Regions from separate parts of the Homo sapiens genome. Here region 2 is linked to region 1. The links are chromatin contacts, found by Hi-C in ENCODE. All regions are on one chromosome and are shown on one strand. Each heading gives the region's core, a stretch centred on a gene start or an enhancer-like site at or near the end of the contact. The rest is flanking DNA. Distances are from core to core; before and after follow the strand shown. Region 1 holds the start of POU6F2 (POU class 6 homeobox 2). Region 2 holds the start of POU6F2-AS2 (POU6F2 antisense RNA 2).

The links. A loop is a pair of places that touch in the nucleus more often than their neighbours do.
Region 2: a loop to region 1 is called in a map with no recorded cell type, with 4 times the contacts of the local background. The contact joins the promoter of POU6F2-AS2 here to the promoter of POU6F2 in region 1. A Hi-C loop is called at or near these places in 1 of 168 maps with a recorded cell type or tissue (heart right ventricle) and 1 of 37 single-sample maps with no recorded cell type.

The regions. Positions count from the first base shown.
Region 1 is chr7:38,975,551-38,982,700 of GRCh38, forward strand. POU6F2 (POU class 6 homeobox 2) reads left to right here and starts at 2,359. Exons shown (of 10, transcript NM_001370959.1): 1 at 2,359-2,508. The coding sequence starts at 2,404. It overlaps POU6F2-AS2 (POU6F2 antisense RNA 2), which reads right to left. Exons shown (of 7, transcript NR_138047.1): 7 at 4,345-5,956.
Region 2 is chr7:39,012,214-39,019,812 of GRCh38, forward strand. POU6F2-AS2 (POU6F2 antisense RNA 2) reads right to left here and starts at 1,354. Exons shown (of 7, transcript NR_138047.1): 1 at 1,200-1,354. All of the region lies in intron 1 of POU6F2 (POU class 6 homeobox 2), which reads left to right. RefSeq lists a silencer at 5,223-5,423.

The sequences.
Region 1 (7,150 bases), core at 1,109-3,608:
TATTAATCATGAGTTGTTACCTTTTTTTTTTTTTTGAGCCTAATCTGCAAAATGGGAATAACCATCTCTGCCTCACTGAGTTGTTATTTCACATGTAACATACTGTGAAGTGTCTGACACAGTGCCTGGCTCAGCCTCCCATCAACGCTGGCTAGTAATAATTATAATTCATACAGGCCAGATGGTCATGTAAACAACTGGAATATAAGCAAAGAGTGTTGTCCCTACGCCAATCGGAACCACCATAATTTGTGGGACAGAGCTTCAAAGGAGGTCTTCGGCCTCATACTGCAGCTTGGCCAGCCTCTCCCACCCACCTCCACCCACACCCCCAGCCCCCAGCCCCATAGGAAGGCGCTTAAGAAGCTTAGATCCCAGGGGAAGTTGAGCCTCCGATCGGGTGGCAGCGCGTGGGGAACCCAGGCTGCACTACAGAGGACGCAGGACGCCAAAACCACCCCGGGGCTCACGCCATCCGCGCACCGGCTCTGCTGCCTAAGTCCGAGGACGCAGGCGGAGGGCGCGGGGCTCCCGGGCGCCCAGGAGGGCGGTGCCGCCGGGGTGCGCTCCAGGCTTGGCTGCAAACCCCCCAAGAATTAGAAAGCGGGGGCGGCTGCTCAGCGGCTGCTGCGGCCTGGGACTGCAGCTCGCCCCTCCTCCGCAACTTCCCACTGGTCCCGTCACCTGGCTTTCTGTCTAGTGTCCGCCCAGGCGGGGTCCCAAGAAGGCGATGCCAGGAGCAGTCGCGCCCCCTGCCCTCTGTGAGCCCGCAGGTTTCGGGCAAGTTTGGCTCAGTCCTTGTCGATGCTCCAGGCTCGGCTTCCCTGGCCTCCCCTTCCCTGGCCAAAGGAGATGATGGGAAGCCTGAGGTTCTGATCTGGGATAACTGCAGAAACCCCCGGGTAGGACTTCAGCGCAGACGGGACATTTAATGATGTTGAGAAGGGCCTTTCCTCAGTTAGCCCTCAGCTCCCAGGAGGGCTACCCAGTTGGTGCACGGTCTCATTTTATTTGGGGATGCTGATTTAACTGTGTGTGTGTCTGTGTCTGTGTGTGTGTGTTTGTGTGTGTGTGCGCGCGCGCTTCGGTCCTTCATTCTTTGCTCCTAAAGATTTCTTTAACAATGTTGAAAATTGTTTTGTTTTTTTTTTCTTACTTGAAGTTCCTTTTGATTAATTTTCAAGCCGTGGGTATTATGCAATAATATACATAATAGTATATATTCTGTATTAAATATTTCTCATTGCTACCCGACCTGTCATCAGTTTAGAGCCTTGAAAAAAATCTCCATTTTAATATTAACACAAGGTTTTCCCATAAATTTGTTTTGAAAAGTTAGGGAGAGTATACTAACTAATGAACTTCAGTTAAAAAGTAGGCAAATGAAAAAAAAAAAGAAAAAAAGTAGGCAAATGCGAATGTTCTTCACTGCCACAAAGCCACCAAGTTAACGGATGGTGTTTATGGGTTTGGGTTTTTGGAGAGCAACTTTACAATACCTGTAGGATTGTCTTGAAAGTCAGGTTCCGATCTTTAGCCTAAGAAGGTTAAAAAGTTGGTAAGTTATATTCTTTTCACCCTTAACAATAACTGACCCATAATGCATTAGCAATCTGTCCCTAGATTGTGAGGAATCAGATAGTTAAAATTAAATTTAGAAAGTTAAAATACTTGTCATCACATTAAAAACACATTACATCAGTTTAGATGAGCTGCAAGTAAATCATCCCTTACCTTTCAGAAGATAAAAAGTTTAGTGACTGCTATTTACACACTTTGAATATTTTATATTACAGTGGTCATCATCATTTACACGGATTATTTTCTATGTCCACTTCCAATTCACAAATATCAGGGTGTTTGTTATGTAGCAGTTCACATTTCAAGCTTCTCTGAAAAGGTGTCCTTATATAAAACAACAGAGATAACTGCATATTATCAAAAGGTCATTTAGAGATTTTAAAAATAAAATCATTAGGGACCCCTTAAGAAAAGTAGAGCAATGAACTGTAATTTTAAAAATGTATATAATAGCACAAAAATCAAAGTCTTAATGGACACTCATTTGAGATAGTTCATTTTGTTTTTGTTTTGTTTTAAACATAGATTTCTAGAGCATTAAAAACAATCCTCATAGGTTTGTTAAACCTTTAGCGGAAGATTACAGCCCATGTTTTTGTCTTTGGTGAATAGCTGTTTGTCTCACTTTATTTACTTGGTATTGGATATTTGTCAATGTCATTTCATATCTACAGAAAATTCTTACGCTCTGTGGAGGTAGTGAATGTGTGTGTGCGTGTCTGCCGGAGGTCACATGACGGTTTCATTCTATTTGGTGGAGCAGCTTGACTTTTTTTCCCCTTGCTTTTGGTGATGGTTGTGAGTGCAGAAGTTGATTGACAGATGCATGCCAGAAACCCCCATTCTCCTTTTCAAAGACAACATATGATGGATTGCTATCTCTCAGCGCAGCAGGACACGGGGACCATGCAAGCTGTAATTGGTCAGGTATGGAGTCAGCCATTTCTCAACTCCCCTTTTTTCCACAAGGGTCTCACCATATGATTCACATAATTCATATTTACAGTACCATCTTTCTATCTGTATCTTCAGCTACCTGCCAGTGTAGTGCTGAAAGTGCGAAAGGCAAAAGGCACCCATTAAATCTGACCAGGGAAACCTCAGCTTAAAACTTCAATGCGATCCTTTTAAACAAAAACTAAAACAACAACAAAAACACTGGAGAATAAATCTAATTTATAATTTGGTCTGAATGTTTCTTAAAAATCTATTTTAGAAATTTGCTTTCTTTTTGGATTTTGATCTCTGAAAGAAAGTGCGAGAAGAGAATCAAGTGTGGTTTCCTAGGTAGTAGTTAATATTTTTCTAATGCTGTTCAATATTTTTATTTTGACTGTGCTCTCTCCTTCTCTCTTTCTCTCCCTCTCTCCCTTTCTCCATATGGGAAATATAAATATATAAATACATGTGCCTTGACTTCTAACCCAGATAATGTGTGATTGAGCCCGGTAAATGTAGTAGTAGTCTTGGCTGCTGCAGAAGGGCAGGCTGCAAATTAAACACTGTCACAATCTTGAAAGGTCCAGGTGGTCTGCTCGCGCTTCCTAATGCAATCCAGCACAGCAGCTTTAATAAACAGCTCCATTTAGTGCCTCCTCCTTGTATCTAGGGAGGTGAGCTGGTCTGGGGCTGCTGTGATGAAATGCCAGAAGAATATCTCTCAGAGGCCTCACAAGCTGATTTTTAGAGCTTTCCCGCTCTGTCGTCTTTGTCTTCCAAATGGGTCAGTGAATCTTGCTCTTTCTGTTTGGTGCTTTCCGTGAAGTCAGTAGTTTATGTTTGTGTTAAAATGTTTGCGTTGTAAGCTAAATCAGAAAACGAAAAGGATCATTGTATTTTCATTTGCCTTCAGATAACTAAAGTGGTGGAAGGAAGGATAGTACCCTCCTGCAAAGGGAGGGTGATTTTTCTGACTATGATGGGGGTGGGGTAAGGAAAAAGGAAATATACATGGTTTCTTTTCTTTTTTGTAATGTATTTTTGACTAAATTTTTCTAAGTTATCTATGTTTACTTATGGATTGTTAACTCATAAACCAGACTATGGTCACGAATATTTATAAACTCCTAAAAGTTTTTTTTTTTGTACACTTTCCAATCAAGACAAGCTGGCAAGGCAATGACATAAAATTTGTTTGCTTTATGTTAATAGCATGGTGGAAAATATATCATCTTATTCTGTTTTCAACAAAATTATAGAAAAGCACTTCAGGGTTCTGAAAGCACATGGTTTATTAATACCAGCATGCTTGCTTCATAATGTATTTTTAGATGGAAAATGTCAAATACATAATACCATGTTTTCACAGGCTCACACTATTTTAAAAGAAGTAGATATTTGCTTCGACAGAGAAATATTTTTTAAAACTTTCAAGTTAATTTTTGTTCTATAAGCATATATAAAGTGAAGTCTCTAGGCAGGAGAAAATATATAAACTGATTTTATATACTCTTAATACCTGTTTCAATGTAAGTACTCACTGACGAGCAAATATATCAAATATAGCTAAAATAATTGTGGTGTAGGGAATGAAATAAATATCTGTTACAATAGATGACTTTTGCATATTGAAATAAAACTTGAGCCCCTGATCACTGTCTTGTCCTGTTTAATAAAACTTTTCTTAGGTTGCAGGTCCTGTCTTCTGTATGGCATAGTTATGGTTCTTAATACCGTGCAGAATTACTGTACTTCAATCTCTAATAAGAATAGGATTTCCTTTTTCTATATATTTCTGGTGAAAAAATCAGGAAAGTCACTTGTAGTTTGTTATTCAGTATTGTTTATTGGAAATCAATTGTAAAGGCATATACTTTTTAAAGGCTCAGGTATATACTTAAAAAAATGAATCAGGACATATTTTTACAGATAGTAGGCTTAACTTCTAATTTGTCAGGATTTAAAATTAGTTATTATTACATAGCTCTGTATTTTGTATGTACTCTTTAGTATAATTGTTAAAGGTTCCACATGTCTAAGAACTCTACAGGTTAATGACTTCTTATGAATACATTGTAAATAGTTGCATCAAAGTAGTCACATGCTTTCTGAAGGTGTTATTTCTCATAATTTGTTAAAAACGCCTCAAAATGCCAAGTCAGTAAATTACAAAAGCAATTGTGCTGAAGGTTGTAAACATTTCTGTGCTAAAATGTACAAACTAGAATGCTGATTTTTTATTTGAAATTGAAACAGTAAGTATTTAAAAGGAAAGAAGAATAGAATATTGTCCTATATGTATACCATAAAAGTCAGAAAGTCTATATTGAAACCATATCTAGAAATATAAAAAAGAAAGGTGGTATACATATTTGAAGTGGATTCATTTCAATAGTTACAGCACAGATAAGTGTATTTACTCAAATGATTACTTCTAACAATAGGGAAAAGAATGTGAAAATAATTTTTATTGCTCTGCTGTCACTCAAAACCAGAAAGGGATGGTTTATTTTTTAGCTCTTGTCTTAAATATCGTCTTATATCTACTCAGCAGGTGTGAACAAGCCCATTTAATAATGCAAATGTTTGTGTTTGTTTCTGCTCAAATACGTTTTGGAATAATTATTATTTTTGTCTTTTTTTTTTCCTGTTCTGAGTGCTGTTCCTAGATGGCTTTGGGTTGGAGGAGCAAATAACCAGTTTTCAGTCAGAATATTGAAAGATTCCCATGAAGTATGAGCTTTAGGTTTTTTCATTCACTCCTAGGATGAAATATCCACAGTTGCTTCCACTGTAGGGAAGAGTAGACTTTTCTGTTTCTGGCCATGATCCAGCTCAGGACACAGCGCTGGCTTCACAGAGTAGAAATTGCTCATATATGCCTTTCCCCTAGGATTTCTCCTCCCCCAAGCAAGCAATTAAGCAGTCTAGTACTTGGAAGAACAAACTCCCTGCCTAGTATATCAAGATGAAGAAACTTGGTTCATTCACACAATTTTTGGAAATCAAATCAGATTTCTGATAGCAATTACCTGTAGTTAGCTTCCTAACCCCTTGAAGGTAGGATGGATTGTTATTCATGGGATGATTTTCAATTCAATTCAATTACACAGTTAATCAGTTTCTGATCGTTGGTTTGATTATCATTTAGAAATGAAGACTTGCATTTCCATCTCTTATGGCCATGTTTAGTGCTTCGTTTCTTTTTTTTGCAGACCTGAGCTTGTGAGTGACAGATTAGTTCATCAGTACTGCGGACCTCCTGTTTTTGTTTTTTCTCATCTCATACAGTCGGGTCACTGTGTCCAATACTCCTTCTGGCACTGCTGTCCCCAGAGGACTTAGGCAGCCCACCATCCTGATGCACAGGCCTGAGGGTCCCTGTTGGCTTCACGTCTATAGACTGACTTTTGCAAATATTGCAGAACAGAGGATATTAAATTAGTTGTTAATAAAAACAACAGATGAACCAAATTAGATGAAAATATTTATCAAGTATATCTAAGAGTTTGCTGGGAGTGAGAGAGAGACAGCTGGATAAAGTGATCATGGATGCACTTCCAGTTGACATTGCTAAAGTACTAGTAGAAGAGAGAAGAGACCACACATTCTATATTTTAATAGCATTAGAAGTGCAGTAAAAAGCTGTTTACAATTTCCCTTACTGGTACAATGGGTCTTTTATTTTTCAAAGTACATTTCGACCATGTGAAGTGTTGTAAAGTTGTACATCAGAAAACTAATGCAAATGTCTCAGACAGTGCTCAGTATGTGTGCATGCATTTGGCTTAACAGTATCTCCATGTATGTTTTCTTATATGGAGATTTTAAAACACACAAATATTTCACCGTTATAGCATCAAAACAATTAATTTTACATAGAGGTTTGTTTATACCATCCCTTGTTCCAAAAAGTATTTAATGTAGATTTAATAATAATTTGCTTACCTAAAATATGCTCAAATTGATGTGTGATGCAAGTGGTCTAGGGAGAGGGGACACTGGCTCTCATAACACATTTGAAGATTGCCCTCTGTCAATTTAGACTGATATTCGTGCCTTACATATAAAAATGAAACACTGGGGCTAACCTAACCCTGTTTTACTCATGTGAAGCATAATTCCCATATACTCTTAAAAAAAGTCATTTTTGTGGGTGTGAATGCCTGTATTTTTGAAACTGACAGATTGCTTCAACAAATTTATGTATTTTGGGAGTGTGAAATTATTACTGCTTTAATTTTATTGAGAATACTTTTTCCCCAAGGTATTATGGATGGATGGTATACTAGAAAAAATACAGATTAATTAAGGATTATTCTTTCTTATACATACTGGTGCTAGTATTCTTTTGGTAAGTTCCAGACTGACCAAAATTGAATTTGTACTATGTATTGTTTATTGACCTAAAAAACTTCACTTAATATTTCATTCATACTTATAGGAAAGTCTTATGTTAACATTTTACATTTCACCAGATGGACTTAATTTTTATTATGTTTAGAATTTTTAAAAATTAAAGCAGACATTTAAATGGTAAAGTCAATTTTGTCCATTTAAGTAAAATTTAACAATATAGTAATACTACTATCCAATAATGTTAATACTAAACAACAATTAGATGAACTTG
Region 2 (7,599 bases), core at 104-2,603, 36 kb after region 1:
TGCTCATTTCTTTTTATTCTTTTTTCTCTAGACTTCTCTTCTCGCTTCATTTCATTCATTTCATCTTCCATTGCTGATACCCTTTCTTCCAGTTGATCACATCGGCTCCTGAGTCTTCTGCATTCTTCACGTAGTTCTCGAGCCTTGGTTTTCAGCTCCATCAGCTCCTTTAAGCACTTCTCTGTATTGGTTATTCTAGTTATACATTCTTCTAAATTTTTTTCAAAGTTTTCAACTTCTTTGCCTTTGGTTTGAATGTCCTCCCGTAGCTCAGAGTAATTTGATCGTCTGAAGCCTTCTTCTCTCAGCTCATCAAAGTCATTCTCCATCCAGCTTTGTTCCGTTGCTGGTGAGGAACTGTGTTCCTTTAGAGGAGGAGAGGCGCTCTGCATTTTAGAGTTTCCAGTTTTTCTGTTCTGTTTTTTTCCCCATCTTTGTGGTTTTATCTACTTTTGGTCTTTGATGATGATGATGTACAGATGGGTTTTTGGTGTGGATGTCCTTTCTGTTTGTTAGTTTTCCTTCTAACAGACAGGACCCTCAGCTGCAGGTCTGTTGGAATACCCTGCCGTGTGAGGTGTCAGTGTGCCCCTGCTGGGGGGTGCCTCCCAGTTAGGCTGCTCAGGGGTCAGGGGTCAGGGACCCACTTGAGGAGGCAGTCTGCCGGTTCTCAGATCTCCAGCTGCGTGCTGGGAGAACCACTGCTCTCTTCAAAGCTGTCAGACAGGGACATTTAAGTCTGCAGAGGTTACTACTGCTGTCTTTTTGTTTGTCTGTGCCCTGCCCCCAGAGGTGGAGCCTACAGAGGCAGGCAGGCCTCCTTGAGCTGTGGTGGGCTCCACCCAGTTCGAGCTTCCCGGCTGCTTTGTTTACCTAATCAAGCCTGGGCAATGGCGGGCGCCCCTCCCCCAGCCTCGCTGCCGCCTTGCAGTTTGATCTCAGACTGCTGTGCTAGCAATCAGGGAGACTCTGTGGGCGTAGGACCCTCCGAGCCAGGTGCGGGATATAATCTTGTGGTGCCACGTTTTTTAAGCCAGTCCGAAAAGCGCAATATTCGGGTGGGAGTGACCCGATTTTCCAGGTGCGTCTGTCACCCCTTTCTTTGACTCGGAAAGGGAACTCCCTGACCCCTTGCGCTTCCCAAGTGAGGCAATGCCTCGCCCTGCTTCGGCTCGCGCACGGTGCGCGCACCCACTGACCTGCGCCCACTGTCTGGAACTCCCTAGTGAGAAGAACCCGGTACCTCAGATGGAAATGCAGAAATCACCCGTCTTCTGCGTCGCTCACGCTGGGAGCTGTGGACTGGAGCTGTTCCTATGCGGCCATCTTGGCTCCTCCCTAGATAGGTACTTTTTAAAAATGGGGTGACTATTCAGAATGTCTTGTTCTGTAGAGTTTTAGACTTTTAGAATGCTGGAGATAATATAATCAATTGATTCCGGCATGATAATGATATTTTGCAGTGTTCCATAGCATAAAGAAGGCAGCATTTATGTTAAACATGGTCCCTTCCTTTCTATTAACGGCATTTGTCTATAAACACCAAGGGAGTGGAGCTGCTGTAAGTCAATGAGTGGAGGAAATAGTTGTAATATGTCATCTTTCCAACATCATTTCATTCATTTTAAAAATGAACTCCTTGGGTGTGCTGTAGAAACACTATTTTACTTTAAATATACTAGCAAGAGCCCTATTCGTAAAGAATTTATGCACTTAATTTATGTACTCAGCTTGTCAGGTTACTTTGTTTCCAGATTTTTTCCCTTCAGAGGAATGAGAGAGTCCTCATGAGTTGCAAAAAGAAAAACCATAGGCTTATAATAAGCTTTTACTGGCTCATGTGTGAAGCTTAGCCTACTATAGATTTTCCAGAAAATCAAATATGGATGTGGCGGAAATATCTTTTCTGGCTAGGAGAAGCGACTCATTATGAAACAATGAACTGTACATCTCTTGGGAGTGTCTTTGAGTAGTTACTTAAAAGCCAATGTTTAGCAGCAGAACCTTCAGAGAGGCATAACCCAATGCTGGCAGTGTAGGAAAGCAGCTTTAAATGAACATTTCCCACAGGAGATTGTTTCAGACAGGGTGTGGAAATGGCAGGTGAATGAAGGTCTCTTCCAGCTAACTGGAAAAGCATGTTTTCAGGAGAGCAGATGCTATAACTATAAAAATGAAGGTGAACATACTGAAAAAGAAGGGGATAAAATTAATTTTACAGAAATGATAACATGTTAGATGTTGTTTAGCAATTTTTAATGTTAAATCTTTCTCCTACGCCTTGGGTAATACAAAGACAACATTGTTGAGTTAGTTTTAAGAACGTCTATGTGCAAGGCAAGTCTTAATTCACCTGATAAATCCTTGTGAAATATGTGTGGAATCTTATGGATTCAGAAAAAGCTGAATTTTTTTTCATTCTTTGTCAATTTATCTTTTTTCTTTTGTCACCTCCACATGTTGCTATAGCTTAGACAGCTTAGACCTGGAAAGAAAATTGCAAGATTTTTTTTTTCCTGTTTTCTCCCCACCAGACTTCCTCCTAATGTCAAAGGTCCTGCAGATCATTCTCTCACAAATGCTGGAGAGCTCTTTTTCACAGTTGACTATACAAATACATCCTTGGTGTAATAAATGATGGCGCCTCCTACTTCTTAGTTTCCTTTTGGCAAAAGTGGAACCGTTTCCATGAAGCTGTGCCTTCCTTCTTGCTACTGCTGTTGACTCCTCTATTAGTTGGAGACAAGAGCCTTTGGGCAGAAGGATGGTACACCATAAATGATCGTCTTCCTCCTCGTGGTCTCCATTCAGATGACCACTGAGAATATTTATCATCTTGCTTATGGATTTAAAAAAATTATGTCAGTAACTCTGTTAGAATATTCTGTTTTGTTCGGGAGCAGAATTTTAAAAATATATCAATGCCTAACAATTTCTTATTCTTAGAATTTATTTCCTCTTTTAAAAAAAGATGGCTATTAATGGTATGTGTAGGTCTGATTTTATGTATATATTATATATCTGTATTATATATATCTATATTATATCTAGAGATATGGTATCTATTATATAGAGATATATCTATAAATATCTATATATAATAATAGATATAATATATATTATAATATATAATAATAGATATATATTATATAATATATTATGTATAATATATAATAGATATATATTATATGTAAATTAGATATAATATCTATTATATATAATATATAATCTAATATATATTATTATATATAGATATATTATATCTATGTTTTATATAGATATATTATATATTATTATATATATAATATATCTATGTTTTATATAGATATATCTATGTTTTATATAGATCTACATTATAGATATATCTATGTTTTATATAGATATATCTATGTTTTATATAGATCTACATTATAGATATATCTATGTTATATATAGATATATATTATATATAGATATATTATATCTATGTTATATATCTATATATTATATATATCTATGTTATATAGAGATATATAACATATAGATATATATTATATATTATATATAGATATATTATATATATTATATATGGTATATTATATATAGATATATATTATATAGGTATATATTATATATAGATATATAATATATTATATATAGATATATATAATATATTATATATAGATATATATTATATATTATATATAGATATATATTATATATTATATATAGATATATATAATATATAGATATATATTATATATTGTATATTGATATATATTATATATAGATATATATAATATATAGATATATATTATATATTATATATATTATATATAGATATATATTATATATTATATATATTATATATAATATATAGATATATATTATATCTATATTATACATTATATATCTATATTATATATTATATCTATATTATACATTATATCTATATTATATATAGATATAATATTATGTATAGATACATTATATCTATATTATATATAGATGTATATAAGATTACCTATATATAATGCAATATATACTGATTATCTATATAGAAAATACAGTATATACTATATAATAACAACTATTTATTGAATTTCCACTGTGAGCCAAGTAGGGTTCTAGTAATTTGGGATATGATATAGTAATTCCAATTCATTGGTTTAATATGTATTTATTAAGTACAGCATCCATGTGTTTGATCACTAAACTAGGACATGGGACAGAAAGGAAGACACAGTTTCTGCTCCAAAAAGCTCATAGTCCCATTAGAGAGAAAAAACAAGATGGTAAAATAAAAGCTGTAAAATCATATAAGCACTGGAGCATTTTAAAAGGTTAAAAACAATATAGCTCCCCCCCCGCTTACAGTTCAGTAGAAAAGACTCTAGCTAACCAAAGTCAAATATTTATATTTACATAAATATGAAACAGTAGTAAGTGTTACCATGGGGAGATGAATGGTATGAAAGCTCATCACACGAGACTTTGACCCTATCAGGGAAATCATCAGTGAGTATATCAGGGAGGTGAGATTGAAGGAGGAGCTGGAGTTGTGTAGGTCAAGACGGCGTTAAGCGTGCTCTCTGCAGATGGAACAGCGCATGCATAGTCCCTGCAGCTGAAAGGAATGTGGCACGTCCAGTTTAAGGGACTTGAAGAAGGCCGACAGCCACTGTGGCAGAGCACAGAGAGCAAGAGGAGTGTAAATGTGGCAGTAAGCCAGACTGTGGAGACCTTGCCGAAAATTTGGTTTGATCCAAGGAGCTCTAGGGAACCCGTGAATGTCATAAATGCCTTTGGGAGGGGAAGGCTGGAGGTGTTGCCCTCAGATGCTCCTGTATGTATAAGGTTTTACAACTTCTATTTTATCATGTTGTTTTTTCTCCCTTATGTAACTATGAGTTCCTTGGGGCAAGAACTGTGTCCTCTTCCCTATCCCATGGCCTAGCTTAGTGCCTAATAGGTGGATGCTGTACTCAATAAATACATATTATGTCAATGATTTTATATCATTTACTTATTCTTCTTGACTTTTCTTTAGCTATTAGTAAATACAGTTTTACCTAACAATGAGCAAAATATGTGCACTGGGCTGCGTGTGAACATGTTATGTAGATTTGTTAGTGATTTATGTAATCTATCTGGGATCTGTTTACTTTGTACTGCTAAATCTAATTCTACTGCTAAATCACCATCTTTAGTCGCTGTTATTGTTATGTGTATTATCACAATATTCTTCTAACTGTTCTCCTTTGTTTGCCCATGACCTATTGTCAACCCAGCAGCCGTCTTATGATAACCTAAAGCAGATTACTGTATCCCTGGCTGGAAAGCATCAGGAGGTCCCCATATCACCCAGAGTAGGAGTCACTCCGTAGAGCTGCTTCTAAGTGAACTTCCCCACCTCTCTGCCTCTCCTACCTCATCTACTACAAGCCCCCTTATCCACCCTGGGGTAGCCATACCGGGCGTTCCTGCAGTTCCTCAAACATTCCAAGCATGCTGTCATCTCAGAGGCTTTGAATTTTGTTTTCTAACCCAATTATTTGCATGACTCCTTTATATAAAACATTCCAAAATGTTTATTAAGCTCATTCCCAGATTGTGCATGCGTGTGTGTGTGTGTGTGTGTGTGTGTGTGATTTGAGTGGATTTTTTTCAGAATTATCCTATTAGTTTTCTTAATTTATTGATTCTTCTGCATTTTCATCATATTATCTCCAAATAATGTTAATTTGTATTCTTTTCCTATTAGTTATACCTCATTTCTTTTTCCGGCCTTGCTGTATTGGCTAACATCCTCAAGTCAAATGTAGCAAACTTACGGTGATAGCAGGTATCTTTGTTTTCTTCCTAGCCTATTGAAAAGTCCTTGGGATTTGTGTTAAATATAGAATTTGTCTGAACTCTTTTAGTTGCAAATGACAGAAAGCCAGATCGATCAATGGTAATGGCTCACAGAAATCTAGGGATAGAACTGTCTGCAGGCAGAGGTGATTTTTGATGTTCAAAACTTCTATCAGGGCCATGTCTCTCTGTCTCCATCTCTCACCATTATTTTCCTTTGTATACAATCATTCTCAGAAATGCTCTCTCCATGAAGTAGGAAGTAGGGAATGATTCTGATTGGTTTGCAGAGCATACAAGCCCACCCTCTAGTTACTGTGTCAGGTGTGAAGATTGGTTGTGCCGGAAGCCATGACCTGAACTTATTTGGTGACAAAACCTCACCTGAACTGACATGAAGTAAACCATTTACATTTTTTTTTTTTGGTGCAGAAATATTAATCAGCTTAATAGTCTAGAATGTGCTGGGAGTGTTAGTTAATATGTAATCTAAGTACTGCATTATCATTGTAAAATTTATAAAATTCTGAGTTCTCATTTATGTCTTGCTCCAGTGGAATCACATAGGGGATTGTGAGCCTGTATAATTAAATTTTCCATATGTATCTGTAAATTGAATCTAAAAATTTTAAAAATCCAATGTTTCCAATAATCACTATAAAACAAAATAGAATAACTCATAGGTTAAGACATATAACCTTGTATCATGAAAACAGTGCCACTAAAAGTAGAAATACAACGAGTAAAAGTTGAAAGTGGGAGGAATGGAGCAGAGCATTTTTCACTTTACATATTTTAATATAGTTTACCCTTTTCATGAAGAAGGTTCAGTTCTTTTACCTAGAAACTTACTACCTAGAATTCATTTGCTTCTTGGAAACACTCCTTCTGATTTCCCTGCCTCCTTCTTGTATTGCAGCCTTGGTTTTCCAGGACGATTGCATGACCAACTTCTTGGAATTTCCTTTCATTTTGTAGCCTTATTTGGTCCATGGTTTCTTAAACCTTATATTTTCCTCATTCCTACATCCCATTTTTGTTATTGTTGTTATTTGGTGGCATCCTCAAGTAATTCTTTAAGAAAAAATCTGTAGATGGTAAATTTTATGAGTCCCCACATGCCTGAAAATGACTTTATTTTGTCTCTACTCTTGATTGATAGCTAGAATTTTAAGTTCAAAATAATTCTCACTCAGAACTTTTGAAGGCACTGCTCTGATGTTTTCTGGCATCCAACATCACTTATGAAATGTCTGAAACCAATTTGGTCCTTCTTCCTTTGAAGATAAACATTGTAATCTCTTTGGAAGCTTTTAGGACCTTCTTTAGAATCCTTGTGTTCCGAAATTTTATAAGAATGTTCTTAGATTTTTTTTCCTCCATTTTTTTCTGCTCAACGCCATATGGAATCTTTCAAAATGAAGACTTACAGTATTCCATTTGTAGGCTTGTTTAAGCTTTGGGAAATTTCATTCACTACTCCTTTGATAAATTGCTCACATTCCTTTTCTTAGCTACCTCTTTCTAGAGCTACTAGGAGACAGATGTTGGCCTTCCTGGATTGATTGTGCTGAAATCTTTTGCATTTTCTTTCTTTTTTCTTTTTTTTTTTTTTTAAGATTCTGGAACGTTTCCTTGACTTTTCCATGTAGTGTTTCATCAATCTTTCAAATGTCAACAATTACATTTTGAATTTTCAAAAACCTTTGCTCCTTTTATCACTGCAACCTGTTCTTGTTTTGTGGATAAAATATTTTGTCAAAT